Regions from separate parts of the Mus musculus genome. Here region 2 is linked to region 1. The links are chromatin loops, found by intact Hi-C in ENCODE. Cell type or tissue: left cerebral cortex. All regions are shown on one strand. Links, peaks and the distances in the headings refer to the core of each region. The heading gives the core; the rest is flanking DNA.

The links. A loop is a pair of places that touch in the nucleus more often than their neighbours do. Peaks named below come from ENCODE experiments on the same cell type or tissue, not always from the same donor. Only the 100,000 strongest peaks of a DNase experiment are listed, where the experiment ranks them.
Region 2: it touches region 1 in a loop (3-fold over the local background); 7 of 42 quality-filtered maps call a loop at or near these places.

Annotation. Positions count from the first base shown.
Region 1 is chr12:80,497,373-80,512,348 of GRCm38, reverse strand. It overlaps Gm26777 (a long non-coding RNA gene), which reads left to right. Exons shown (of 5, transcript XR_381753.4): 3 at 470-4,040; 4 at 4,396-4,480; 5 at 4,630-5,198. 2310002D06Rik (RIKEN cDNA 2310002D06 gene) reads right to left here and starts at 5,143. Exons shown (of 3, transcript NR_045490.1): 1 at 5,102-5,143. It overlaps Exd2 (exonuclease 3'-5' domain containing 2), which reads right to left. Exons shown (of 9, transcript NM_133798.3): 9 at 14,214-14,976. In left cerebral cortex, for the core only: no CTCF peak of the experiment used is centred there; DNase peaks (open chromatin) are centred at 5,228 and 7,580.
Region 2 is chr12:80,721,657-80,736,632 of GRCm38, reverse strand. Plekhd1 (pleckstrin homology domain containing, family D (with coiled-coil domains) member 1) reads right to left here. Exons shown (of 13, transcript NM_001177503.1): 12 at 14,538-14,687; 13 at 12,417-14,314. The coding sequence ends at 14,148. Among named protein-coding and RNA genes, the nearest start is that of Gm51986, 9.7 kb to the right of the region's middle. In left cerebral cortex, for the core only: CTCF peaks have their summits at 7,618 (motif pointing left), 8,234 and 11,617 (motif pointing right); DNase peaks (open chromatin) are centred at 7,636 and 11,622.

The DNA of each region.
Region 1 (14,976 bases), core at 4,439-12,438:
TTTAAAAAGAAATGCATTAATAAAGCCAGTAATCAGTAGAACCAGTCCTAGAGACAAAGTCCTTCTTAAAACCCCCCATCATCCTAACTCTACCTTCTCCTTTGCCTCTTTCCCACAGCCTGTAGAGAACTAAGTGACCAAGATTCTTACAGGAGACCACATGGCCCATCAGAATGCCCAACCAGGAGCTTTCTGTAATGTATTGTGCGTTTCTAGTACAGTGCTGACACTCTCAACATATGTACTAAATATCTAGATTTGGTAATTGAGCAAATAAAAGAATAGGGACAGTCTGGCTAGCCACGTGCCACCATTTTCTATCTCATAACAATGTCAAGTAGCCTTTTGAGATGGTGTATCCAGTGTCTTCTTTCCTGTTGTGGTAGCATTTCTAGACTCTTCCTTTCTTCCTTGAGTACTTACCATGCCAGTCCTAGAGAATACAAAAGTGAATAAAATTTGGTTCTAGCCCCTGAGAGGCCCCTGAATGAACAGCAGGAAAAGGCACATAATCATAAGATGATACGGATCGATAAAAGCACAGAGGAGCACCGTCACTATCCTGAAGTCGTTTGGGAGCTGAGCCTTGGATGGCAGACTTGCTGTGTCTGGGAGCACAGGAAATGGTATACATGAGTTTACTTTACCATGGTAAGGACAGTGGTGGTGATGCCATGGGCAAGGGACAATCCTCTGTACCCTAATAAATCTGTACGTGTTCAGGAAAGACAAACACACCAGTGTGACATTAGCAGCTTATGAGGTATAGTGAGTAGACTGAAGACTACTGATTGAGGATCACAGTAACACTGTAGCCTTCCCAGCAATGTGTCTAGCCTGGATTAGGGCAGTGACTGTGGCTAGAGCAGGACAGAAAGAGGGGAGATGCAAAAGATTTGCCCATGGGTGGTGGGTAAGAGAGAGGATTTCAGAATAACATAAATTTCCTGCCTACTAGAGACGTCCTCTGGTTTAAGGGGATCGTGAACTGAAATGAATTCAGGAGGGAGGGCTGAGAAGTATCTTCAGTTGAACCTGCGCTCTCTGGGGCTATCTAATCTCTGGAAGAATGCGTGAATCAGTCAGGTAGAGATGAAAACTCAGAAGCCTAAGAGACAAACTCAGCACAGAGTGGTTATCACGTACCCAGCACCCAGGCATGCACAGAGGCCACACACATCACACAGTCACAAAGTATTGGGTGCCTACTATGTACCTAGGCATGAGGAGAAGCCATGCACATCACAAACGATGGCTTCTGGATCCCTGAGTGAGGATGAAGGACTGTCATTTTTTCCTATGTCTGTCATGCTCTGGATGAAGGCTCTTAGGAATACTTATTTATCAGGGCTCTTATCAGTTGGAACATGGAAAGAGCTGCTAGCCTTTGGCCTTACAAACTTTAGTTCAGGGTCAAAGGGATCGGGCCTGAGACGAAAGCGAATGCAAGGTGAAGAAGCCCAGACTCCTGGCCTGCATTCATTTAGTCCAATGGCACCTGTCTTCATAAAGCTCAAAAGCAGAAATTATGGGGATACTCTGGGCTTGGTATATACTTTGGAGCTCTCATCTAGCCAAGATTGCCAAGGTATTCTGAAGTATAATTTCTATTCCCCTACAGGAAGATGATGATAATGCGGGAGGTGTGTAACACCAGACCCATGCTGCCTGAGAATTCAGCATTCAGAGAAAGTGAGGGTTTTACAAGCCAGTGTTTACAGTTGTGCATGTCCTCTCTCACTGGAGCCACCTCCAAAGCCATCAGAAGGCTCATCAGTCTGGTTTGGATGCTGAAATTGCTCACAGTGTCTGGAGCTGATGCCAGAGCAAAAAAAGACTTTTAAAAAGCATCATCCCGTTTTATCAGCATATAAGTAGTTATAAACCGTGGGGTGTCTCCTCAGGGTAGGTGGTGATAAACAGCTAGCTGGGCTGGCTGTCGGGACTCGGGGCATGAAGCTCAGAAGCAGCAGCCGCAGCTATTTCTATTCATGTCTTCTCATCACTCTCGGCATCACTGCCCTGTGTCCATTCTCAGGCTGTCCTTAGTCCACATGGACACTTCTCTCTCATCCCCAACAAGAAAATGCCCGCCTCTGCTTCCCACACCCACAGGCTGTAGTTCTTAGTGGAGGTGCTATGCCTCTGCATGGCCCCAGATCTCAGCCTGCAGTCCAACAAAAGAGGCAGACAAGAGTCTGTTGTTGTTGTAGTTGTTGTCTCTGTCCCCTCCAAGTGCCTGTGTGTATGGATATATGTGCAGAAATATATGCGGTCTGTTTACTAAAATTGGACTTCATACCTTTTCTTAAATAACTGATTTCTTTCCTGTAATTACTAGTTATTAGTAACACACAATTGTTCACTAGAGAAAAAAATAAAATCTGTATCTAATTGTATTTCCTTCTATCTCTGAATCATTTATCTTTACAAAGACCACTACCTAAAAGTGGAGGGAGCTGTAGCAATTGGGAAGTGGGACACCTGCCATCACCAACCTGGTCATCCTGGAGAAGTAACACACTTGGGCCTCTTGCATTTAAAATGGGACTTTGTTGGTGGGTGTTAATGCACACTGGTGATCTCAGCACTTGAGAGGCTGAGACAGGAGGACAGCTGTGACTCTAAAACTAGCCCCACCCCACCCCCACCCTCCAAAAGGGAAGGTTTAGAAAGATGGCTCACCAGTTAGCAGTAATATTGTTCTTGCAAAGGACCCAGGTTAAAATCCCTGCCAGGCAGTGGTGGCGCACGCCTTTAATCCCAACACTTGGCAGGCAGAGGCAGGTGGATTTCTGAGTTCCAGGCCAGCCTGGTCTATGGAGTAAGTTCCAGGACAGCCAGGGCTACACAGAGAAACCCTGCCCTGAAACCACCCCCCCACACACAAAAAAAAGTAAAATCCCAGCACCCACAACTATCTGTAGAGTGCATTCCTACATGAAATAAGTCTTTAAAAGAAGAGCAGTTCTTTGTCTCAAGTGCACTTAAAATGGCCTTTCTAGGACTGGCATTTTAAGATTTCACTTGCTTAGTATTTAAACGATTTCCTGTCCTGGAAAGAATTACTAGCACTAATCTAGAATGCACTTTTCTTTGTCCTTTGATTTCCCCCAACATCTTACACATACACACACACACACACACACACACACACACACACACACACACACCTGGATGATTTATAATATTCTACTTGATCAAGAATCTGGAACCTGAGATGGGAAGATTAAGATTTTCAGTGGTTAAAGTGGTTAAATGTAATCAAGAGAGCTGGATTTCAGAGCTCCAGATTCCACATAAATGCCAGATGGGGCATGGCAGCTTGCCTGTAATTCTAGTGTTGGAAGGAACTGGGATCCCTGGAGCAAGCCCCGGAGTTCTGGGTTTGAGAGACTCTGCCTGGAAGAACAAGGTGGAACACTGAAGAAGATTCCCAGTATCAACCTTGCACCTTGACATGCATGTGTAGAGATATCTGTGTGAACCTGCACATATGTGAACACAAATACTCATGAAAAAAAAAAGAAGAAGAAGAAAAATAAGAACTTGACATCTTTCAGATTATACCAGACCTAGAAAGGAGATACTGGACAAAAAATAATAATAATAATTCAGAAATTGGGGTGTTCAGGGATGGCTCTGAGGAGGACACCTGGGGATGGGAATGGGAGCAAGTCTTGCACTGCATATACTTTTGTGCCTTTTTTCCCTTTCAGTTCCCGGAGAACAGGAGCCCAGTGATGGGACTGGACCCCTGCTGGACCATCCCCACTCTCCAGCCTGGAGTTGGCCTGGAGACGTTTGATGGATGCACACTGCTACTGGCTACTTGGCTGCAGGCACTCTACTGGGCTATCATGCCGCACAGGGATTCTACTGAGGCACTCTAGCAAAGGGCTGCCTCTCCACAGCTCCTGGACAAGCAGAGTCAGCAAAGGAGAAGCATACCAACCATAAATTCACCGGCCCCTACTATTTCCTCTCGAAGGCAGATTGCCTCTTTTTTGCTTTGTTTTCTGATGATGTGACATGAAGATGTAAGTATAAAAGAAAAAGAGGTACTAGAGCTAAAGTTGACTGGGGAGAAGGAGAAAGGTTCTATTTTCCCTGGCCGCAGCCTGCAGTGCGTGGCTCCATTGACAGAGCCAGGTTGCTGCATCTCAGACCAACTTCTGTGCCTGTCACCCCCACCCTCCACCTGTATTGGCGCCCCATCCGTTTTCCTAATTATTGAGCCCTTACCCAGCCTCCTCCTTCTGTCTTCTTTCCTTACCCAGCCTCCTCCTTCTGTCTCCTTTCCTTACTATAGCCTTAGATGGCAATGGCCATCACTTTTCTGTCCTTGTCTTTCTTTGTCCTACTCTGATTTCTTTGGTGCCGCTTATTGCACAGGCACATGGCCAAGAAACAGCTGCCATCACTGAGGTCCGTTTCCCAGTCTGGAACTGTCATTAGTCCACAGCTGAGACTGTTCAAGGTGGGTAATTCCCCTTTAACTATATCCCCACAGCCAATCACCTGCACTGTAAGTTAAAGATATCAGCTTCCCCCTATGAATTAGTTCTTACTAGGAATCTAGAGATCAAAGTTTAAACACCCCAAGTTATTCCTATGTCTTGTAAACAGGGCCCAGAATCCATATTCAATCTGGAGTGTCCTGGTAGCGATGAACCCGCTGGTTCCAGAGCCTGTCACTGCAGTGAGTGGACTCTCGGCTGTCTCACCAACTGCACACAAGCCCGAGAGGGCCTAGGCTGTCCTCCCTCCCCCCCCAAGGAGGCTGTGGGGAATGAGGGCAGGAGGACAAAAAGCTATGACAATCAGACAAGCAGCAGCAGACGGGGATGAGTATGTGCCAGCGCAGACGCAGACCACAAAGGCACAAGCAGAGATGGAAAGATAGAGGACACAGGAAAAACAGCTTCAGGGAGAGACAAAGCAGAGAGCAAAACCCAATAAAAGTGTAAAGAGCACTAAAGCCAGACAAGCCTGGGGAGAGACCGTGGAGTCAGGTCAACGAGGAGGGCAGGAGGCGCTGGAGTGGCGCTGGAGGCAAGAGCGTTGGAGCAACATAAATCTGTTGGGAAGGGTCACTCACCTTCCAAGCTGTTGTGCTTATTGGCTACAGCAAGCAGAATCTATTTAAAACAGACCAGGCACTTTGCCTTATTCTGTTTCCCTGCCCAGAAAAGGCTGGAGCCAAAGGCTGAGGGAACCAGTCCAGCAGCCACCACAGGTTGAGCGGGAAGAACCCACCCTATCTCCAATGACCTCTCCTTTCATCTCGCTGCCACCCCTAAGCCACCAGGTCACACTCAACTGTTAGCATACTGAACACAGCCTCCGAGCCTCCAAAACTTCCTTCAAGCTTGTCAGAAGGCAGACGCTGCTCAACTGTGAGGGCTGTTGTAAGGCCACACTCAGGAGGGCTGTTTGACAGCAGGCATGTTTTAGAGGAGTGAGGGATTGGGGTGGTCATATGGAGGAGAGGATGCCAGGGAACTGAGAAGACACCAGCAGCGCCACTCCCTTCCCTAAACTGTGTGTGAGTGTCTTCAGAAGTGTCAACTTGAAGCTGACCCCTAACCACCTACCACAGGGGAAGTGCAAAGTTCAGGAGGTGGAAATGGCCACAGAAAGTCATACCTGCTTCCTTCCCTCCTGGGGGAGGTGGGAAGAGAACCCCCCCCCCTTCCTGGGCTCTATGGCCAGGCTGGGAATATGGCTCAGTAAGGTTGTATGAGATTTATGTGTGTAGACCTTACTGTACAAATCAGTTTGCCTGAGAAATTGGCTTTTCAAAATAAATTTGAGGTCAACCCTATGTTCAAAGAGAAGGATGGCTTGGGAAAGTGAAGTTATCCCAGCTCGTGTTTGTAATTTTTCTTTTTTCTTTTTATGATTTTTCAGACAGGGCTTCTCTGTGTAGCCCAGGCTGTTCTGGAACGTGATCACTCTGTAAACCGGGCTTGGCCTGGAACTCAGAGATCTGCCTACCTCTGCCTTCCAGGTGCTGGGATTAAAGGAGTGCACCACTACCGGTTAGCATGTTTGTAAATTGAATCAGAATGTCTAGTTTTGAAGACCAGGAGAGGACCCTGTGTAGAGACTCGCCTGTATCTTGGTTTTAGGTTTCAGGGGCTAAGCATCACTTAGCAGGAATATAAGTGGATGTGCTATGGGAACTACTACTAAAGAATGTAGGGAATTTAGTGGAAAATTTCAAACATATACAGAATAGGAGGAGCTGGAGAGATGTTTCAGTGATTAAGAGCATTGGCTGTTCTTCCAGAGGACCTGGTTCCATTTCCAGCACTCAATGGTGGCTTATAACCCTTTGTAACTCCAGTTCCCAGGCATCTGAAGCCCTCTTCTCTCCTCTGCAGGTACCAGGCATACACATGGCACACACACATATGTGTAAGAAAACACCCATAAAAAATTCTATTCTATGTGCACATAGCACCTATTTGTAGTTAATAACTTACTAAAATCAAACTTCATGAACTGTTCTATAATCCCTAAGTGTAGAGAAATGCTTAGACTCCACTACCAAATCCTCAGCAACTCTGACTCAGACTTACAGTCTTAGTGACCTCAGCTTGGTGAATACATAATCTTCTGGTCCCTAGAGGTTTGTAACACAAGGACGGTTAAAACTCTTCCTGTTGCCGGGCAATCCCAGCACTCGGGAGGCAGAGGCAGGCAGATTTCAGAGTTCGAGGCCAGCCTGGTCTGCAGAGTGAGTTCCAGGACAGCCAGGGCTATACAGAGAAACCCTCTCTTGAAAAACAAAACAAAACAAAAAAAAAACAAACAAACAAACAAAAAAAACCTCTTCCTGTCCCCTTTTAAAAACCATACTAGGGATTGAACCCGGGGCTTCATGCTAGGCAAGTTCTCTGTCCCTGAGCTATGTTGCCAATCTTTATTAATTTTTTTTAATATTCTTTTAAGAGAGGGTCTTGGTATGTGGCCCTGGCTGGCTTGGGACTTGCTTAGTAGACAGGGGGATTCCCAAACGCTGGGACTACTGACACACAACAGGCTGGCCTAAATTCTAGCCCGTGACAGTTATATGGGCATACACATCTGTCAAAATTCATCAAGCTATATCCTTCAAATGTATGTCTTCTTCGAATGTATGTATGGCACCTACACTGCACTTCAATAGGGTATTAACAATAACCCCCAGTTCTGTGTACAAGCGAGTCAAAGCACCGCTGGTGTGAGGTGTGCTGGGCAGTCCAGAGGAAGCTGCTGTTTTGAGAGAACAATGCTCTTTGGGCTTTCGCAAAACTTGTTCTTTGGAACCTGCCACCACAGCATGTGCTTTTGGTTAAGCATTCCACAGCTGAAACGCAATTCTATGCTTAAATGCCGAGAGGATGAGGCAAAATCTTGGCCAAGGTCAAGCTCTACTGATGGCTGGAGAGGGGGGCGGCAGCTAAGTGCTCTGCACTTGTGCAACATTTCAAAAAGAAAAGCTAACCCCAAGCCATCATCTGCTCATTTTCTGAGCCAACTCTGGTCCTGCTCATTTTATCCAAGAGCTTAGAGGAAGCCATATGTGCTATGGCGTGGGCTTACAGACCTCCAGGCCCAAACACTGCAGTCTTGGTTTGAGAGACATTGCGCTAGACCAAGGCTTTCAGTGGGATAGAGCAGAAGATTCAGTAAGAGACCCTGTATAAGAGAGGGCAGAACAATGTACTCGATGCTTTTTGGTAGAAACTTGAGACTTCTATCTTTTTCCAGGTGACTGTGAAAAAGTTTCAAACTAAGCATATTGGTACAAATCTGTGTTTCAAAAAGAAAAACGTCAGCATCCTCTTTGGGACTGGAATGAAGCCTGACAGGGACAGATTAGGAAATACATTTTCTAAGTCAGAAGGAATGACGTTCACAGTGGAGTCTTTACACAGCTAATAATGCAAACATTACCTTTGTCCATGTCTGTCTAGCTGGTACCCAAGCAAGCGCAAAGGTGAGCAGGACGAAGTCACTGGCATAGCCAGAAACCCTTCCCAGGCTCCCTGTGAGCTATTCACATCGAGGGCTCATGGAGGCCCCATGGGTTCTCAACATTCATATAACTGTTTTGTTTTGTTCTTTTAATCAGAGACTATTTTTACCTATTTGGTTTAATGTCTTCCTTTTAAAGTACTCAATTTGGTGGGTGATGGCTTACACCTTTAATCCCAGCACTTGGGAGGCACAGGTAGGTGGATCTCTGTGAGTTTGAGGCCAGCCTGGTCTACAGACCTAGTACTAAGACAGCTGTGGCTATACAAAGAAAGCCTCTCTCAAAACAAACAAACAAACAAACAAACAAACAAACAAACTGTCTTAGTTAGGGTCTTACTGCTGTAAACAGACACCATGACCAAGTCAACTCTTATAAGAACAACATTTAATTGGGGCTGGCTTACAGGTTCAGAGGTTCAGTCCATTATCATCAAGGTGGGAACATGGCAATGTCCAGGCAGACCTGGTACAGGAGGAGCTGAGAGTTCTACCTCTTCATCTGAAGGCTGATAAGAGAAGACTGGCTCTCACATGGCTAGGAGGAGGGTCTTATTGCCCATGCCCACAGTGACACATTTCCTTCAAGGCCATACCCACTCCAACAAGCCACACATCCTAATAGCGCCACTCCTTGGCCAAGCATATTCAAACCACATAAACAAACAAACAAACGTGCCCAATGCCTTTAATCGTAACTCTTGGGGACAGAAGCAGCTAGACCTGTGAGTCCAAGGTCAGCCTAGTCTGTACAGAGTTCCAGGCCAGCCAGTGCTACAAGGTGAAAACTTTAATTAAAATGGTAGATGTAGTACAGAATGCTTGGACCAAGGGGCCTCTCCCTTGGCACATTAATCTAGATATTATCAGTATAAAAAGTTAAGTGATTAGTACAAAGACCTCCAGCAGACAATGGGAGAAGAATAAGGCCATCAGCCCACTCTTCTCTGAGCCTCCAATATAGATAAACTGAGTACAGAGAAAAAAGCAAACTTCAAAGTTAAGTCTGTTAGTGAACCTTTCATGCCCACCACCTTTAAAACCACATATGCTAAATCTCCAACTCTCTCAGCCCCATTGTCTTACGGCTAAGTTCAAATCTCTTATTGTTGTTTTCTGTTTTATTTTTTGTTTTAAACTCATTTTTAAAAAAATTATGTATATAGGTGTTTTACCTACATGTATGTCTGTGTAGCACTTGTATGCTGGGTGCCCAGAGGCCAGAAGAACGCACTGGATTTCTGGAACTGAAGTTCCTGTGTGAACTCCCGCGCAAATGATAGGAATAGAACCCAGGTCCTCTGGAAGAACAGACAGTGCTCTTAAGTGCTGAGTCACCTCTCTAGACCCCTTCTTTTGTTTTTCTGAGACAGGGTGTCATTCTGGAGTCCAAGCTGACCTCAAACTTGTAGTGATTCTCCTTTCTCAGCCTCCCAAGTTCCAAAATACAGGCATGAACTACCTACCACTTCTGAATTATCTCATTTTGTTTTACTTACTGGTATGTTCAATGGTGAGGTTCTGTGCTGGGGAATGAACCTGGGCCTTACTGTATGCTAGCAAGCACTCTTCTACTGAGCCGTATCTTTAGCTCTGGTTTCTGATTCTTATCCAGGACTTAATACCCTGGTGACCTGAGGAGTCAGATCCCAACTGTGCCCCAACATGTTGCAGCCTGACAAGGGAGACCTTGGAGAAGCAAAATATAGGAAATCAATCCAACTCAAAATTATCCTGAACCACACACTGTGCTTGAAATAATGCTGACTATAAACTCAGCAGATTTTTTTAAAAGGGGGAGATAGAGTTTATTTAGCTTATAATTCCAGGACATGGTCCATTATTATAGGAATGTTAAATCAGGAACTGAAAGCAACTACTTGTATCTAAAGTCCAAGCAGCAAGAGCACGTGCAAGATGCTACTTTGTGCTTGTCTTACTTTTCTTCGTTTTTAAGTAGTCCGGGATTGCAAAACCAGGGAGCGGAGCTGCCCTTAGTGGGCACTGTTCTTCCTACATTGATTGTCATAATCAAAATTATCCCCCACAACCCTGACCACAGGCCAACCTGATCTGGACAAACTCTCATTGGGATGCTTCCCAGGCTGTGTCTAATTTTTTGTTTTGTTTTGTTTTTGTTTTCGAGACAGGGTTTCTCTTTGTAGCCCTGGCTGTCCTGGCACTCACTTTGTAGACCAGGTTGGCCTCGAACTCAGAAATCTGCCTGCCTCTGCCTCCCGAGTGCTGGGATTAAAGGTGTGCGCCACCACGCCTGGCTAGGCTGTGTCTAATTGACAGTGATAACTGTCACACTCACTATGTCATTTTTTTTTGAATTCTGACTAATTGGTGTCAACCTGATGTTACACCTGCCCCTGGCCCCTTCCCATCTTTTCTCAGCCACCATGAGGAAAACAGATTTTACATACCCTCTCTGCTATGATCATCTGCCTCACTGTAGGCCCAAAGCAATGGGTGATATTGAGAGAAAGGCAGCTAGTTACCTTTTCATCAAGGGAGAGAAATCCCAGGAAATGGAAATTAAGTGTTTTAGGTTCAGTTTGGAGGATGTACTACCTTTCACAATAAAAAGTGGCCTTGAGGGCTTGGAGAGATGGCTCAGAGGTTAAGAGAACCGACTGCTCTTCCAGAGGTCCTGAGTTCAATTCCCAGCAACCACATGGTGGCTCACAACCATCTGTGATAAGATCTGATGCTCTCTTCTGGTGTCTTTGAAGAAAGCTACAGTGTACTCACATAAATAAAGTAAATAAATCTTTAAAAAAAAAAAAGTGGCCTTGAAGGCAACATATACATTAGCAAAGCCACAACCTACGTCGCAGAAACTAGGTTATAGAAGCATTCCTTAGTCCCATATAGAGAAAGTCAGATCTTGATTATCTCTAAAACAATGATCCATTTGGTCCAGTTACCCAGAGCATTGGGACCACCAATCAGAGACGGCCATAAAGTAACAAGGAAATGTGATCAGTGCCTTTCCAGCATGTCAAATGGCATGCGGCCTCAGCGGGTCACCACTGCATCTCCATGCAGGAGGCAGGAAAGGGTGCTGCTGCTGTGGGTCATGGGTTGTCTGCTGGCATCACCATCACTGTGCTCCAGGACTGGGATGGGAAGAGTCCAACATAGGGAACTTGGCAAGAGTCAGAAGAATAAGCTAGATCCAAAATAAAAGCTGAAGTAGTTTTATATTACTCATGTTGTGTTGTCTTAGCAAGATTCACCCTCTTTCTAGCCTCTTTTTGCACATTTCTCTCAAGAAAAATGGATTTTTTTTAAGATCTAAAAATTACCATTGTACAATTTTTGAAAACAACAACAATGTGGGGGAGGGGGGAATCATTTATTTTCTTTTCGATGCAAAAGCAAGAGGCTTATTTTCCAGCACGTTTGGGTTGACCTTCAATTAGTCCCTCAAGGCAAGTGACTAGAAGGGCCCCTGCCCCTCCCCATTCGTTTCAAATACATAATAATTAGTAAGCTATCAAATCTTTGGGGGAAATTGCTCCCCTGGCTCCACTTGCTCACTCCCATTCTTGGGGAGTGTCCCTTAATAAACCATGAGAAGGCTCAGTGGCTCAGTGGGAAGAGGAAACTTAGCACCATGCCAGCTGGATCCCAGGGACTCTCACAGCAGAAGGAGAGGACTATCCTGAGCTTGTCTGTCATACATGAACCCATGCACATACAAACAGCCCATATACAAAAATGTAAAGTACATTTTAAATGAGACCTAGTGAAGAAAATTAAAAGATAAACAAATGGAAAAAAAATCCTGGAAGCAAGGTAAATCAGAATTCAATGTTTAAAGAGGTCAAATAAGAAGCTAAACTGAAGTAGTCTCTGCCTGCTGGGTTCCTAAGAGCTGAGAATGGGGGTATTAAGCGGGCTTTATTTCAACAAAACACATTTTGTCATCTGATCCGTCCGTGACATGGGTAAGAATAAGTAACTTATGGCTGTATTCTTAAATGGTAGAAAATCCCTGGATGTGTGCTTCATTCACTTTACAATGGCAAGTTATTAAACACAGATCTATTTTCATAAAAGAATCCATCTATAACCTTATTTTAAAATAAAAAAGTTTTTAATTGAAAAATTTACATTAAAATTTTTTTAATAAACTATGTCCAAAAAAAAAAAAAAATCACTGACTGCAGAAGCAGGGAAGGGAACATAGTAATGAAGAATGGTAGACAGGAGGAAGCAAGAAGGGGCCCAAAGCCACTAACACGAGAGCCAGGGCATACAGGGTCCATCCCAATTCACAGAATAGCTCAATCCATATACAGGACGCTTGGAGCTAAAGATGAACTCTCTAAGGTGTATGCTACTCCCAAGCTAACATCAATTAGTGCCCACTGCAACAGTGACACCTCCCCTCAACTCCAGTTTCCAGAGTTCTATCTTAAAGAAATTACCAAGTACAGAGTCAGAAATATACAAGAAAGTTTATCTCCATAACTGGCAATGAAAGATTCAAAACAACCATGCTTTTGAACAGAGTGTGGAGCTACATAACCAAATAAGAGCTACTGGAAACATGTTAACATTAATATTCATTGGTCTTCTGTTGTTTTGTTTTGTCCTGAGACAAGGGTTCACGTAGCTCAAATAGTCTTAAACTTACTATGTAGCTGAAGATAAGCCTAAACTTCTAATCTTCCTGCCTCTACTTGCCAAGGGCTAGGATTATAGCCATGAGCCAGCACACTTTAGAACTTTATTTTCAAAGACTTAAAGATAAAGTAAATTACTTGGTGATGCCATATTAGCAAATGGGAAAAAAGCCAGGATGCATACAAACATCAGACACACACACAGGCATGCACACACATATGATAATTTTAACTTTATATTTAAATTTAAATATTATACATATACATATTTTAAAATACTGATATTTTTTCTTTTGAGACAGGGTCTCTTTATATACTTCTGGCTGTCCTGGAACTCACTATGTAAGCCAGGCTGTCCTTGAACTCAGAGATCTACCTGCCTCTGCTTTCCAGTACTGGGATGCTGAGATACTGGGATGGTGGAATCAAAGGTGTGTGTGCGCCACCAACCTGGCGGAATGAAGATTCTTAAGCACATCACCAAAGCCTAGCTCTGTTCCAAACGGAAGGGAGATGGACCACTGTTACTTTTCCTTTAGGCTCTTCTCTAATGAGCATGTACTCATTGTGTAATCCAGGCTAGCATCAAATCCGACATCCTCCTGCTTTTTCCTCATGCATAGAGACTACAGAAAAGTGCTATCCACACCTGGCTTTGCGTATTTTATATCAGAAAAATAGGTTTACTCTAAAATTTCTCATTGAAGATGGCAACTTTCACTCGTAGGGAAAGGCTCAAAATTTCAAGATAGACTCAGACTATAGATTCCAATCTACACAGCAATGCTCTTCTGAAAAGCTAAAAGGACATAAGTTGCACAGACTAGCTTTCCCTTTGCTGATGGCTCTCTTACACTGGACCTTGTGGGGTCTCCACTGGAGTGCATAGCAACCAGTATACCTTAATTGTCCCTCACAGTATTTCTCACTTCTTCCTATGCAAATCAGGAGGACTAGGAGAACCCATCTCTCTTGTTCCAGAAAAAAAGTTTTCTTATAAAGCTATAGAAGTGACTCAAAATTAGCTACAAATATTTTGAAACACAGGTCACAAGTCATATTAAATGACTACGTATACAAAGTTGCTCATTTCTTGAGGATGGATATAAAAACCAATCTATGAGTGCCATCTTGTGGAAGCCTGACAACTACCATGGCCAAGAACCGAGCTGGCCTCCCATTCCTCTTTGGGCTTTTTCACTGAGCTCCCACAGCCAGGTGCCGCAGGCTTTGTGATAATCTACTATATTAAACATAAATTTCCCAAAAGAAGCTGGTACTATTTGTTTATATGGATGTCTAGACTTGATCCAGAAACGCCTGAGAGGACAGGTGGGAAGGCAGGGCAGAGGGGCAGAGTGTAAAACGCACAAGTGTTTGTGGACTGCAAACCCATCCCAAAGGCTGTGGTGCAGTGTGTATGGTGTATCCATGCTATATAAGTATCACAGTACTGCCACGAGGCAGGGACTCTGCAGAAGAAGTAGTAACTCTCCCCAAAATACTTACTGATTTCATAACGTTAGTAAGAAAAGCTTCACATTTACAATCACTGAGCTTTGTGCTTTGAAGTTGTTTTATTTATCAATGTCAGATCAGTTATAAGCAACTTGGGTACAATTCCAAAATAGAACTCTTGTTGGATTCTGGGCATAAAATTCTTTTCAATCTTGTTAAGATCTTATAAAATAAGAAAGTTTTCCTAATAGTTTAGAAAAAATTCTAATTGCTAATAAATTGATTTCATACTCAAAGTAGTAGTCTAACATTTTGAAAGGTGAAACATTACCCTTTTAAACTTCTATTGTATCAGATAATTTTAGTGTCTCAGGCTCTAGGGGAGGCGAAGTCCTCATACTGAAACCTGGCCAAATGGCTCTGGGAGTGAATTAAGGACTAAGGAGAGGTTAGTATTGCATGAACATGAACACCAAAGGAAGTGGGCGCAGACTCTGAGAAATCATGGTCCTCAGAAGCAGGACAAGAGACATGCAACCAGAGGAGAGGCTGAGCCATGTGTCAAAGCTCTCCTGGGAAAGGGTCAGCGCTTGTCAGCCCAGCCAGCTGAACACCCATTTCCAGAAAAGGACTTCCCCTGGGACAGGGAAGAAGCCCATAGCAAGCTGGCCTTTGGTCCTGTATGCATTGAATGAGAACATTTTCAAGCATGTAAAATAAATCCAAGTAATACAGTTGGAATGGGCCCCAAACAAATACATATGGGAGAGCAAGAAAGATTAAAATAGTGAGGCTGAACTGGGAATAGGAAAGTGACTCTTGGGTCACTTCTTCAACTCTGGAAAAAGTT
Region 2 (14,976 bases), core at 6,977-14,976, 220 kb before region 1:
AAGTGGTAAGTGAGCACAGGACCCGAGGAACAGGGACAATTCATTCCCCAGGACCGAAGACCTCAAAACTGAAGCTTCCTTCCTCCCAGTGGGTGCCAGACAGGGGCTTCCCATAGCTATGCCTTCACTCCAGATATCTGCAGTGTTAGAGAGCAAGGACATCACACAAAGACACAGAGGCAAACAGAAGCAGCATTTTCATGGCAGCCAGACCCTGCTTCTGAATCCTGAGCCCCAGCTCCTGTGGCTGACTCTTGGGGTCTGCTCTGCCTCCGCCATTGTGCTCTGTGATCAAAAGCCCAAGTCTCAGTTAACTCCCTTCAGCATCCTCTGAGGAGTATCACATCCCTTCTGCATGTCTTACCTTCCACAGCCCCCCGGCAATGGTTAAAATGCATTTTCGTCCCAACTGTTTCCACTCTAGATGGGGTGAGGAAGCGAGAGCAGGTGGTGGAAGGCTGCAGGTCAGCAGCAGGCCAGGGGAGTCTGGAACGATGGTCCCATTAATGAGCAAGAGAGGAGCAGAAAGGACCTTTCCAGAGAGCTGCCCTGAGGCCAAGAAGCCAAAACTGTGTTGCCACATCTGGAAAGGGGGCACCTCCTGAAACTGACAGGCTACTGTCAACAAAGAATGCACACAGAGCTGGCACACTGGCGAGGATGTCCCCAAGCCAGCATTCCTCCTTCCCAGAGAAGTTGGTGCTTATAGCAAGCAGGTCTTTGTTATTGAGCTCTGATTCACATTTTATCCCATTTTATGCACAAAAGATCAGCCCCATCATACGTGTGTGTATGTATGCATGTATGTCTGCATGTGTGTATATGCATGTGTGTATGTATGCACATGTATATGTATCCATGTCCATGTGTACAAACACATGAAGGGGCTCAGAAGGAGGGGGAACAAGTTTTAAACAAGCAGCTTATGGGCCAGGCAAGTCTTTGGGTGACAGAGGCAACTGGAATTCTGTGAGTTCCAGGCCAGCAGGGGCTATATAGTCAGACCCTGTCTAAAACAAAACAAAACAAAAATAGATGAAACATGGTAAACCTGAACAAAGACGAGGTCACTGTCATTCATTCAGGGAGTATTCACTGACTGGTGACAATACTTGTAATCGAAACACTGGGGAGGGTGGGGCAGTTCAGTGTGATTTATCCTGTGCACCTAGCCCTTTGAAGGATCCCCAGTTGCTAGTCAACTGGCCTTTAAATTTTTTCTTAGGTGTTAGAACTACTTGACCCTATGACCCTCAGTGTTGGTTTCCTCTTGGATTGCTGGGAACAGGACAGGGTATAACAAAGCCAACTGAGGCTAAGAAAGGGGACTGGGCTAACACAGAGAGAGAAGAGGCAGTTGGTACAGAAAACATTGTTAAGGACAGATAAGAAGCTGATCGGAGCTGAGCAGATAGGCTGGAGTGTTAGAGTTTGGAGCTGCTAGTCTTGGGAAAACTGGGAGAAGGGACTGTCTCAGTGGACTATTGGCAGGACCACTCTGTTCTCCATGCTGGGGCAGGCCGACTAAAACAACACTGCACTGAACAAACAACGGGCATCTCTCACAAGCCCCTCTGAGCCAGCAGAGTGGGTGGAGCCAGCTGGTTAGGACCCAGCTTCCGCTGCACTTCTGAAAACCCTCTTCCACCCAAAGATGTCCCCAGAAGCGATTCCTGGTTTATGATAAGCATTGTCAGCCACCTAGAGCCAGTTTTGTGAGCCTCAAGCATCTCATTCAGGACACGAACCCCCAAAGAGACCAACAAGATAAACAGGTTGAGGTTTTCTCGCCTCTGGACCATTCCGGGCTGTTGGGACGGTTCCGCTCCGAGGAGTTGCTTACGACGTGCATCACAGCTGTCACTTGCATCCATCAGTGTCCCTCAGCCAGACTACATTTCCCAAACTCCCCTGCAAAAAAAGATGTGGGAGAGCTTCAACCAATGAAATGAGAACAGCAGTGCTCTGGGCCACTTCCAGGCACAACAAACAGGAACAATCCTTATGAGCAACTGGAGATGTAGACCCCAGCAGTAACCCTGGAAACCTAAGGTTGATCATTGAAAAGTGACTGTTGCACAGGTCTCTGGATGCCATGTAAAGGGCTCTGTACAGTTAACTTGGGCGTGGCCTCATTTACGCATGGCTAACTCCGGCACTGTAACAGTGTTCAGCCTATAGAACATATATGTACCATCCAGCCCAAGACACCAGAGAGGACACGACATACTGTTTTGATGTACCCATAAGAAATCAAAGTACTGGCAATTAAATTATAACATAAAATCTTCACTTAGAACTGTCTTTTCTTCCTTTGTTTCTTTCTTCCTTTTTGTTTGTTTCTTTGTATATTTTTTTTCAAGACAGGGTTTCTTTGTGTAGCCCTGGCTGACCTGCAACTGGCTCTGTAGACCAGGATGGCCTCAAACTCAGATCTGTGCCTGCCACTGTCTCCCCAGTTCTGGGATTAAAGACACCTGGCATATGACTATTATTAAAACAGCCATGACTCTGGAGAAGCCTACATTGGGTGTAGTTTTCTTTTCCCCAAGAGTCTTTTTCTATTAATGTTCAAGGTTAAACACTTAAATCTCTTCTCATTACACTCCAATTCTAGGGCTTAAAGAGATGGTTCAGAGATTAAGGCATTTGCTGCTCCAGAGGACCTGAGCTCAGTTCCCAGCACCCATGTTGAGTGTCTCAAAGGAGATTCCAATTTTAGAGACTGAATTGCAGGGGAAATGGGCCAGAACTCTCAAAAATATGCTTTTGATCCTCAATGAATATTCATTGAAGGAATGAGTGGATGTCTCGTTTCTAATCTGTGGTTGAAAAATGCTTTTTGACTATTTTAGGGCCAGAGCCCTTAGATGTGGGAACGACATCAGTAACTCAGCAATTCTGGGGGGAGGGGGACCAAGGCTCCACCCCTGTTTGGCTGTCCTGCATGCACTGTCATGGTCCTCAGGTCACTTTTCTTCATGGACCCAAGTGTGATAGGTAGATAGGGCAGAGTCAGTGGAGGGAAGGGACTGTAGCTTTCCTATGGCTTGCTTTCCCAGGAGTCCTCTGGCAGACTTGGTTCTTTGGCATCCTCGTCGCCATGTGCCTCCCCCCAAAGCACTATCTCCAGCAGAGAAGAATAATTTCCATGATTACATTGGCTCAATTAGGATGTGTCATTGAGCTGGAATCGAGTTCACCTTCCTCTAGGGGTGAATGCTTGGAAGTCAACCAAGATTCTATCCCTGTGAGAGAAGCAACCAAGTGGTGAGTGGTACCCATGAGTAGTCACCAAACATTTGACTGCAAAATAGCTTTAGTACCACTCCTAAACAAGGCCTGCCGGGCCTGTAGAGTGAATTGCAGGATAGCCGGGGCTACAGTAAAACCCTTTCTCAAAAACAAAAACAAAAGAATAAAAACAAAACAACAAGAGAATGTTCCTCACATGATTCTTGTTTTTCTGTTCTGAGACAAGGTCTTACTATATAGCTCCAGCTGGGCTAGCACTCTCTAAGAAACCCAGGCTAGCCTTAAACTTACAGAAATCCTCCTGCTTCACCCTCCCAGTGCTGGGATTGCAAGTATGTGCCACCACACTTGGCTCCTTCAAAGGATTTTGATTTTAAAAGAGTGTCGAGGGCTGGTAAGATGGCTCAGCAGTTAAGAACACTGACTGCTCTTCCAAAGGTCATGAGTTCAAATCCCAGCAACCATATGGTGGCTCACAACCATCCGTAACGAGATCTGATGCCCTTTTCTGGAGTCTCTGAAGTCAGCTACAGTGTACTTACATATAATAAATAAATAAACCTTTAAAAAAAAGTGGCGAGAGGCTAGTTCGGTGGCTCAGTGGCTCAGGATGCTCGCTGCTTCTACAGAGGAGCAGAGTCATGTCCCCAGCGCCCACGCTGGGTGGCTCAGAGCTGCCTGTAACTCCAACTCCGAGGAAGCCAATGCCTTCTTCTGACATTGCAGGCACCCACATGAGATGGCATTCACACACACACACACACACACACACACACACACTCACACACACACACACACACTCACACACACACACTCACACACACACTCACACACACACACTCACACACACACACACACTCACACACACACACTCACACACACACACTCACACACACACACTCACACACACACACTCACACACACACTCACACACACACACACTCACACACACACACACACTCACACACACACACACACACACACACACACTCACACACACACACACCCCTACCTGACAGATAAAATAAAAATATTAAATCTTCAAAGAAGGAGATGACAGGAATTGACAGGTGGCTATAAAAGGCAGAGAATGGCCATCAAACAACAATGGGTTTGTGTAGAATGCTAATTGAACAATATGGACAATATTTTTGTTGGTTTAGATCATGAAATACAGGACTGAATGTATGATTTCAGTATATATTTGGAAAGCTGCAGCGCACAAATCTATAAGAAGAGCAATGGCCACCTTCCTAAGGGTTTCTTTTACCTCCATACTTACTTTGTTATTGCTTGTTTTATGAACAAGTTCTCGGGTTTGTTCCAGGCCAGCCTCGATCTTGTCAGGCAGCTGAGGGTGGCCTCGGGTTTCTGGTTCTCCTGCTTCTACTTTCTGAGTGAGATAGCAGCCACACACACCCACTTCTGGTTTATACCATACTGGGGATTTGAACTCGGGGCTGTGGGCATGCTAGGCAAGCCCCCTACCAGCTGAGCCACAACCTCAGCCCTCACAGCCACACTCTAAAGCAACTATCTCATAAAAGGTCTCTTTAAAATTGAACCCAAATGTTCCCTCTTTGCATAGATAATCATTCATCAGAAGCAAACTCTAGGCAAAGCCGGAGGCCACAATGGAATTTCCAAATGAGAAATGTGGTAATTATTTTCTTCTGTTAATGAAAGGAAAAAGTGGGTTTTATTGTGCCAGCCTTCAACCATCAATTCATTCAATTCATTACCAAATGCTTAGTAGAAGGTAGCATCCTGGGTCTTCACCCTGGATGGCAGGCCCAGGACCACTTAGCCACTTTGTTGAGGGGCTCATTACTTTGAATTTGAAGGTATTTCTCCTTCAATTATATCATATGCCTGACAAATTCACAATACTTACCGTCTTAACACTCTGTGCCCACAACAAATGGTAAGTAGACTTCTGCCCTACGCCCTCTTGCCTCGAGCACCCCCAACACAATTAGGACAAACGCCTCCCCCCCACCACCGTGGCGGGGTGAATGTGGCTGCTCTCTCTCTCTCTCTCTCTCTCTCTCTCTCTCTCTCTCTCAAGACAGGGTTTCTCTGTGTAGCTCTGGCTGTCCTGGAACTCATTTTGTAGGCCAGGCTGGCCTTGAACTCAGAAATCCACCTGCCTCTGCCTCCCAAGTGCTGGGATTAAAGGCATGCGCCACTGTTTGTTTCCTGAGAAGCATCTCCAGGGATGGGAAGCTCCAATCTAGACCAGAACTGGGGGTGAGTTGAAAAGAGCATCCACAGTCACGCGTGTCATAATGATGTTCCAATACATGTTATATTTTCCAGGATGTGCTACAAAGAACACTGGCCTTGAGCGCAAGGGCCTGAACTTCCATTTCCAAGTCATGTGATCTCGGGCAAGTTCTTAGCCACTATGGACCTTATTATATAAACCCAGGAAAGGGATGTTGTGAGACCACAAACTAGAAACCAGTGTGAAAGGGTCCGGTTTATAATGTGCTAGGTATACGACGGTCAAAGCAGAGCCTTTGTTTTCTATCCTAAAGGAAGGAATGACCTACAGATCAGCCCAGGCCAATCACGCAGCGCTGTGCAGTCACAAAGCCCGCCCTCCCCCTGCTGCCGGAGCCCCAGCTCACTTTCCCACCAGAATCTGCAGCATGTTGCCATCTGCTGGGAAGAAGACGGTAGTGGACATCCAAGCATCCCTACCTAAACTGCAGGAAGCCAGAGTGAAGGAAATCCTAAAGAAAAGAAGGGTAGGAACTGGGCAGCGAACCTTTGACCTGTGAGACAGACAGGGCCCCCTCCATTGGCCAACAACTCGTCAGAATAATATTTCAATTCGCTTTTATTTTTTTAAAGTGATAGGATATTATTTAAGGAAAGAAATCCTGACACACCGTTGAACCTCGAGGATGCTATCTATGCTAATGAAGTAAGCTAGTGGGGAAAAAAATCTGGTTAAGAACATTGGGTGCTCTTGCAAAAGACCCTGGCTTAGTTCCCAATGCCCACATGGTAGCTCTCAACCATCTGTAACTCAAGTTCCAGGAGATCCAATGCCTTCTCCTGGCACCTTTCAGACACCACGCATGCGCATACTGTACGCACATACGTGCAGGCAAAGCAGCCGCACACACAAAATAAAATAAATCTTTAACAAGACAAACAAACAAAAATTGGCTCACAAGACAGCTCATCAGTGGGAGCAAACACAGAGATCGACAAAGATTTGTGTTTAATCCCAGAAACCCACATGGTGGAGGACAGAACTGGTTCCAACAAGTTAACCTCTGACCTCCACATGTGTGCTGTACAGCACTCAATAAATAAACAAACATGTAAAGAGAATGACAAATACTGCCTTGTTCCACTTCCTGGGTCTGTGTCTAAAGTTGCCGTAGACACAGGAAGTAGAATGGAGTTTGCCAGCACAGGGAGTGGGGCCAGGGATCATCTCTTAACGGGTTCTGAGGTTTGCCAAATGAAGCATTCTGGAAACGGATTGCGCAACAATGTAAATATATTTAACATCACTAAGTCACATGTGTAGAAATGGTTCAAATGCCCAAGAGACAGAGGAGGGCAGATCTCTGAGTTTGAGACCAGCCTGATCTACTACAGGGCAAGTTCAAGGACAACCAGGGCTACACAGAGAAACCCTGTCTTGAAAGACCAAAAAGACAAGACAAGACAAGACAAGACAAGACAAGACAAGAGAAAAAAAGAAAAGAAAAAGAAGAAAGCAAAAATAAAGAAAAGGGGTTCAAATAAGACAGGGTTTCTCTGTGTAGCCCTGGTTGTCCTGGAACTCACTCTGTAGGCCAGGCTGGCTTCGAACTCAGAAATCAGCCTGCCTCTGCCTCCTGAGTGCTGGGATTAAAGGCATGCATGAATGACCATTGCCCGGCTCAAGTGATAAATTTTGATCGCATATTTTACCTCAATAAAAAGCCCAATAAAAGACAATGGAGGTGTGCAACTCCACGCCAGAGAATCACAATAAATGCTGACTGAATAAAGATAGGCACACAGCCTCAGACATGGGGTGAAGGCAGCAATGGGCATTTCCATTGATTATTTTTTCCTTGTCTTTCCTGTTCTCATCTCAAGGCCAAAATTAATTAACTAAATAATTGATTTGAAACAGTGTTTCACTGTGTAGCCCTAGCTGTTCTGAAACTCACTCTGTAGACCAGGCTGGCCTCAAACTCACAGAGATCCACCTGCTTCTGCCTGCCCAGTGCTAAGACTAAAGGCGTGTGCCACCACACCTGGCTCAAACTTTTCAGATAAGTTAGAGGACAGTGTGGCACTTAGTTCAACTAACCAGAGCATCCTCCTAGAGGGCCTGGCTCTCCTGACCTCTAGTGGCAGTCACAGGCTACAGAGCAGAAAAATCCTGGATTATGGGAGTCTCCATAGTCATCTACGTGACCTTATGAGAGTAAAGAGACTTCTCTCCTGCAATTATAAACATACATAGATACAGAAATCATTATAAAGAGTGGCTCTCCAATGCCACATGGCCAGCAAGTGACCAGCAGAGGCTTTGCCTTCTCTATCAGGGCCACCTCTCCACAGAAGTAGGGAGAGAGGCAAGGTCCTCCTGAGGTCTTGTCAGCTCAACTGCTGCTTGGCAAAGGACAAAGTCTCCTTTAAGACACCCCAAGCCAGTGCCAGGCGTGGTGGCACACGCCTTTAATCCCAGCACTCGGGAGGCAGAGGCAGGCAGATTTCTGAGTTCGAGGCCAGCCTGGTCTACAGAGTGAGTTCCAGGACAGCCAGAGCTATAAAGAGAAACCCTGTCTCAAAAAAACCAAAAAAAAAAAAAAAAAAAAAAAAAAGACACCCCAAGCCCACCAGCCATGGCTGGGACAGGGTAACAGGCATGGGTTGAATGCTCAGAGCAGGATTAGCAGGTGTCAGGTCCCCTAGGACCATGATTCCAAACTGTAGTTCTCTCTTTGTCTCCTGGGTGGTGCCCTGGAGCCCGAGATGGCTTCTGTCTCTGAGTAGCCAAGTCACCTTGGCTTCCCCTTGATCAGCCCCTAAGCAAAGCCACAGAGACACAGAACAGGTTGCATTTCCAACTGTGGGGGGATACAGGGACAGCCACCAAGGACTTTGCTTTATTAAGCTCTATCTCAGAATTCCTGGGCTTGGTGTGTGCCCTAAACTTTTGAAGGACCTTCGTTCAACCCCACTGGATGGAGTGGCTTTCTCTTTCTACCAGGCTGAATCATCCTCTTGATCCTCCCTCAAAGGCTTACTGCTCTACCCCTTCACAAGAAGTGGGGTGAGAGAAGCCATTATCTCTTTCCTGAGTCAGAGCTGTGGGGCTTCTGACTTTGAGGAGACTCTGCAGATGGTTGAAGATCTGAGGAGCTTTCCTCTGGCAGGGGCACAGGGCTCCCTGACCAACTGCTTTGCCTAGTAGTTTACCAGCTGCTGTCTGGTTAGATCACACCTGACACCCTAGGCTGTTCCTGAGACTGGGGCATGTATTTGTCCTCCAAACAGACTGCCCAAGTCAGGCTAAACTGTGATTAATGGTTTGAGAGTATTGCCTCTTTCCAGAAATTGAGACAGGTTCCTCGGCTGGAACATTTGTGCTTTCCAAAGTCTCTTGCTTTCTTTAACATGTCTTTGGGAGGTATGTTGGTTTATCTTGTCAACTTGCTGGGATTTAGAATCCCCATGGAAACAAACCTCTGATGGTGTCTGTTTGAGATGATCTATATTAATTCATGGAGGTTGGAAGATCCACCTGAAATGTGGGTGGGGCCGTTCTAGAGGCTGGAGTCTGGACCTGAATGTATAGAGCCAAACTACAGCGATATGAATAGTAAGGTCTTTGTGTCTGGCTGTGAAATGTTTCAGCAAACCCTTTGCAATGTTTGGGTCAATCAGTAGAGACTGAGAAATTGGAGAGGGTTTGAACCTTGAAGAAATGTCTCTCTGGCGTATCTGCACTTGCTGCCATGTGGGAACTTGCAGCTGCGCCAGTCTTGGTCCTAAGGCACTCCTGGTAAACCTTGAGTTCTTACTTTTGATTATGGCTAGCCATGGACAAAAGGGACTGAGATCTGTGTGGGTTATCGGTTCTCACGGGAAGCAAGAGCAAGATAACCTTGGTAGCTGGAACCTTTCTCAGTCCAGATTAACTTTTTGTATAATGTTTGAATAAAGTAACTGGAGTGAGCTAGCTGGGTGTCAGCCTTTTCCAAGAAGGCTGACCCCTCTGGTCCTTTGGAAAAATGATGGCTTAGCATCTTGGTGAGTTTCTCTATCTCTATTCCACCATAGGACCAACATCAATCAATACTAAACAGTAGCATCCTTGGCTCCCTGCTTCCTGCTGCTACAAAGGCAGTGGGACAGCTGTGGGAACAGCTTCCTCTGAAAACACTCTCTATTTTTTGTTTGTTTGTTTGTTTTGTTTTGTTTGTTTTTTTGTTTTTTGAGACAGGGTTTCTCTGTGTAGCCCTGGCTGTCCTGGAACACACTCTGTAGACCAGGCTGGCCTCGAACTCAGAAATCCGCCTGCCTCTGCCTCTACCTCTGCCTCCCAAGTGCTGGAATTAAAGGCGTGGGCCAGCGCTGCCCAGCCTCTGAAAACACTCTTGTCTTCAGAGACTGAACTTTTGCTGCCCTTGTAACCAAGTTAATAATAAGACCACATAAAGCTATGCACTCAACCTGTTTCACACTGTGTATTCAGCCTGTTCATCCTGCTCTAAGAAGCCAGTGTAGCCCTCTTAAGGCTGTGGACTTGCCCTATAACCCTAACCCACTTTTACAAGCTAAACTGAATGCATGGCTTTGCTCTCGGACCACATTCCTTCCCTCTCCTGTTTGACTTGTCCTGACCCAGAACAATGTGGGTGTGTATGAGAGACAGAGAGAGAGAGAGACAGAGAGAGAGAGAGACAGAGAGAGAGAGAGACAGAGACAGACAGAGAGACAGAGAGAGAGAGAGAGACAGAGAGACAGAGACACTAGTTAAATCAGATAAAAAGCGGCAGCACCAGAAACAATTATTTAGTTGTCCAACATAAATGTTGGGAACAACATGTGGATATAGGTTGGTGACATCTGTTTGCAGTTTTGAGTGCTATTCTGGGTCATTGGGGTTCAATAAACTAAATTCTTCCCTTGTAAACTCTAGCTTAAAAAAAATACAAGTCGTGGCTCAGCACTTAAGAGCACTGACTGCTCTTCCTGAGGTTCTGAGTTCAATTCCCAGCAACCACATGGTGGCTCACAACCATCTGTAATGAGTTCTGATGCCCTTTTCTGGTGTGTCTGAAGACAGCTACATTGTACTCATATACAGAAAATAAATAAAATCTTAGCCGGGCGGTGGTGACACACTCCTTTAATCCCAGCACTTGGGAGGCAGAGGCAGGCAAATTTCGAGGCCAGCCTGATCTACAAAGGGAGTTCCAGGACAGCCAGGGCTACACAGAGAAACCCTGTCTCAAAAAGAAAAAAGAAAAAAGAAAAAAGAAAGGAAGAAAGGAAGGAAGGAACGGAGGGAGGGAGGGAGGGAGGGAGGGAGGGAGGGAGGGAGGAAGGAAGGAAGTCAAAAGTTCCCTCAGTCCTTCCTATACCATGTTTCTGTGCTTTTCAATAAACATAGAGAAAAGCCCTTATGGACGGACTATAGACACAGGGAAAGAAGTGGAGAATTCCAATTGTGATTGTCCTGGGCAAAGATCGCCCCAAGAGGAAGACTCTCATTTGAGGTGACACCATCACAACCAGACGTCTCAAGCTTCCGTTGCCATGGCATCCCCACCATAAGGGTCTCGCACAGCAAGCCAAAATAATCCGTTTCTTGTTCCATACCTGGTAATTGGTCACAGAAACAAGAAAAGCATTAAACTGTGGGAAGGCATTAGAGGCAAGCGGCCCTTCCTCACGGGGACATTCATGATAGGCAAATACATGGGGAGCCTCTGGGTATTCTGGGAAATGGTAAACACCAGGGCAGCCTGCACGACACACCTCCTCAGCCGGGAAACTAACTGAATAACAGTAACTCACTTCTGCAGGAAACTATCCGAACAGCAGAAATCCAGTAACTCATTTCTGCCTCTCCTGATTATGAAACAGAGCTGGGAAGACCGTCCAGTCCTGGTGTGAGTGTTGAAGCTAACAGGCACATTGTCTCTTTCAGGCTGTGCCTTTGTTCTATACTCAAGTCAGAGGAAAACCCTGATGGTTTTATAACATGGAGGCATCCAGGACCTCACAGTGGAAACACATAGTTTTCAGTTAATTATTAAGAAGTCAGTCACAGGAGGTAAGCTGTGGGGTTTTCAGCTGGAACATGCAGGACAGGATGATACAATTCCATGGGTGGCCTGCAGGGGGCAGCACATCTCTAGGAATGACTCCACTGCCTGTTTCGAAAGCACTGCCAGGAAGTAACACAATTAATTGGCCAATAATTAAGAGTTACCTTTAGAACGTATTATATAATATTAATGTTATATATCACGTCAATTTGTTTCCAGTAAGTAATTCCAGGCTTCCATATTTTCATACAAGGATGCTGGCTGGTGTGCACGCACGTTTGTGTGTGTATCTGCTGTTAGATATGATTAGAGGTAACCTAGGCTTGCCTGAAACATAGAAAGTACAGGGTGAGAAGAAGAGAAAATGAACTAGGGAATTGGTGCTTGTCCTCAGAAAGTACTGCTGAGATGTGAGTCTGTCTACTCTCAGATTCGTGTTAAAATGTAATTACAGTGGTAGCACATACTTTTAATCCCAGCACTCTGCAGGTAGATCTCTGTGTTCCAGGACAGCCAGGGCTACATAGAAAAGCCCTGCCTTAGAAAATCAAAACCCAAACCAACTCAATTGTCATTGAGAGCGGGAACCTATCCCGTGATGGTGGTCACAGCAGCAGCACAGGCCCTTAATCCCCACACTCAGGAGCCAGAGGCAGGCAGACCTGGTCTACAAAGGGAGTTTCCATCCTTCATAATTCACTGGGCTTGGTATGTACTAGTTCTGTTGGTAGAGTATTGCCTTGTTTGCTTGAAGCCCAGGCCTCAGGTTAATAGTTTGACCAGGAACACCAAATGCATTTGAAATTTCCTCCTAGAGCAAGCCATTATTAATTCTTTAAAAACAAAGGAAACCAGTAATCTAGTTTTATGCCTCTTCATTTCAAAGTCCATTCCACATTCATATTTTGCAGACAAGCTCTGGGTTTATGCAGGTTTATACACATTTATAGCTTTATATTTACATTCGGACACACTGATTCCAAAACACCCTACCTAAGACCACCCTCACCAAGAAGGGACCACGGAGAAGAGGGCAGCTCAGATCTTGACAAGGGTTCTTCCACGGGGCTACTTCCGTCCCTTCCTCAAGATGCTTCAGTCTTCTGGACAGAAAATGGATGCCTTTGATCTAGCACTGTCTTAGCACCCTGCCCCCTTTTAAAGGGTCTTTAAAAAAAAAAAAGATGTAAGTGTATGGATGTTTTGTCTGCATGTATGTACATGTACCATGTGAGTGCCCGGTGCCTGTGAAGGTCAGGAGAAGGTGTTGGATCTCCTGGCAAATGAAGTCACATATGGTTGGTTTTGAGCTACCATGTGGGTGCTGGGAACCAAGTCTGGGTGCCCCGAAAGAGAGAAACAAGTGCTCTTAACCACTGTCCACATCTCCGCCCCCTCCCCAAGTCTTGTTTGTCGAGACTGATAGACTCAGGCAGCTTCTGAGGGATGGGCCCCAAAAGACTGTCACAGATAAGGAGCACACGCCTCAGTCCTTGGCCTCCTGAAGGGTAGTGGTCTTCCATAAAACCCGCAGGCTGGTGTTACAGTGTCACTCTGACAATGCTCTACCAAACAATGGCTACTAGTTCCCCACAGGCCCATGTTCCCATGTGGTGGGTTCCTGGCTGCATTGGTCCACTGAGTGAGTCTGCTGCAGGGAGAGGAGGCAGCAAGGTGAGCCAGCTGGGAGAGAGACAGACCTCTGCGCTCTCAGGGCAGCAGGGTCACAACAGGCCTGACTGTGGGTAACACCGGAGCTTCTTCCAGATCTGGCTGTGCGGACTTTGGGAAACCCTGGGGTCAAGGACTCTCAATCGGGGCTGGAAAAGAACAAAGTGGGATCCCACACTTCTCCTGCACCCTCCAGCAGGTTGCTGGAGCTATATATGGAGAAACCCATTTGTGAATAGGAGGCCTGGGTGGCCTTACAGCCAGGACAGCCCCCAGGAATACTGCAGAGAGGGTGTGGGGTGCTGTGAACCTGGGGTTATATCTTAGAGCCTCCTTTTCCCTCTCCAAGAACATGGAATAAGTGCAGGGCATGGACAAATGTTGTACTGGAGGATCAGGAACGAAGAGAGAGTTAGGGGGTGTTATGTGACCAGGGTCAGCACAGTAGAGTCACCGAGGGGTATGGTAGGTACCAGAGGAACTATTCAGTCCTCATGGAACAGACAATTTATCTTCTTGACCAACAGATATACCACACAGAGCCAGGCCTCATCATGGCAACTAGGTAGCACCCAGTGTGGACCCACCTCACCTAGGGTAGACCCAAAGTCAGGGCTCGGGCATGGAGAGATGGCTCAGTGGTTAAGAGCACTTGTTGCTCTTCCAGGAGACCCAGGTTTGATTTCCAGCACCCACACGGTAGCTTACAACCATCCACGACTCCAGTTGTAGGGAACCCAATATTCTCTTCTGACCTCCAAGGTCAGGGCTCTGGGTGAGGCAGAGGGGGTATCGCCTCCTTCGAGAATGAGGGTGCCCCCTCACACCCAGCAGTGCTCTGGTGGAGAAGACCCAGGGGCGTCAGACCTCCCTGCTGCCCCACCAAGGAAAGATAGGAGGCCGGAGTAGGAGTTCCCATTACTTTCCTCCCCGGGGAAGTGCAGAGGCCCCAGGCTGGGTAGCCATGATGTGATAGATGGATTCCCGGAAGCGCTGGTCTCTGCTTAGCCGCTTGGCTACCTCCTTCAGCTCCTCTATGTTGTTGGCTTCTAGCTGGGAGGTCATGAAGGACTGGGATGGCTTCACTGTAGAGATGAGAACCCGTTGCCCATGAATAGCATCCCCCCCATGCTGAGCCCACCCTTCCTCCCTCATCCCAGTCCTACATGCTGCTGAGTTTCTCTTGGTCCTTCCTGCCCCCAGGCTGGTTGAGCCACGTTCAAGGACATACTGTCCAGCCTTGTCTACTTGTTCTCTAACTTGCCCGCTTCCTGCCTTGTCTCCCACCGGGGGACAGGGGGTGCTCACTGTCATTCCAGGAAGTACTGGACCGGCGGCGGTGGAATCGGCAGCTTTTGATGCGGCGAGTGGCTGCCTTATGGATGTACACGGAGTTCTTCATGATGACCGGCATCTTGGCCTCCAGCTCTGCATTCCGGATGCACTCCTCGAAGAACCCTGGTGGCAGGAAGGAGCAGTTGACTGTCCTTCTCCTCCTAAGTACTGGCTTGGTCTGGTGGAAGATACGTTGCTCTATCCTTTATAGAACATAGTTTGTGCCTCAAACCACAACCTGTAGCTATCACAGGGAAGAACAGAGCTCTGAGCTTTTTAAAAGGAAGAGGACAAAACTCCAGGCTCAATTCCCACAGAGAGGCGTTGCCAAAGGTACTCCTACAGGAAGGTGTATGAGAAGAAACAGGAAGGACCGCCTCACGCGTGCTAGGCCTCTTCCAGGCTCTGCTGG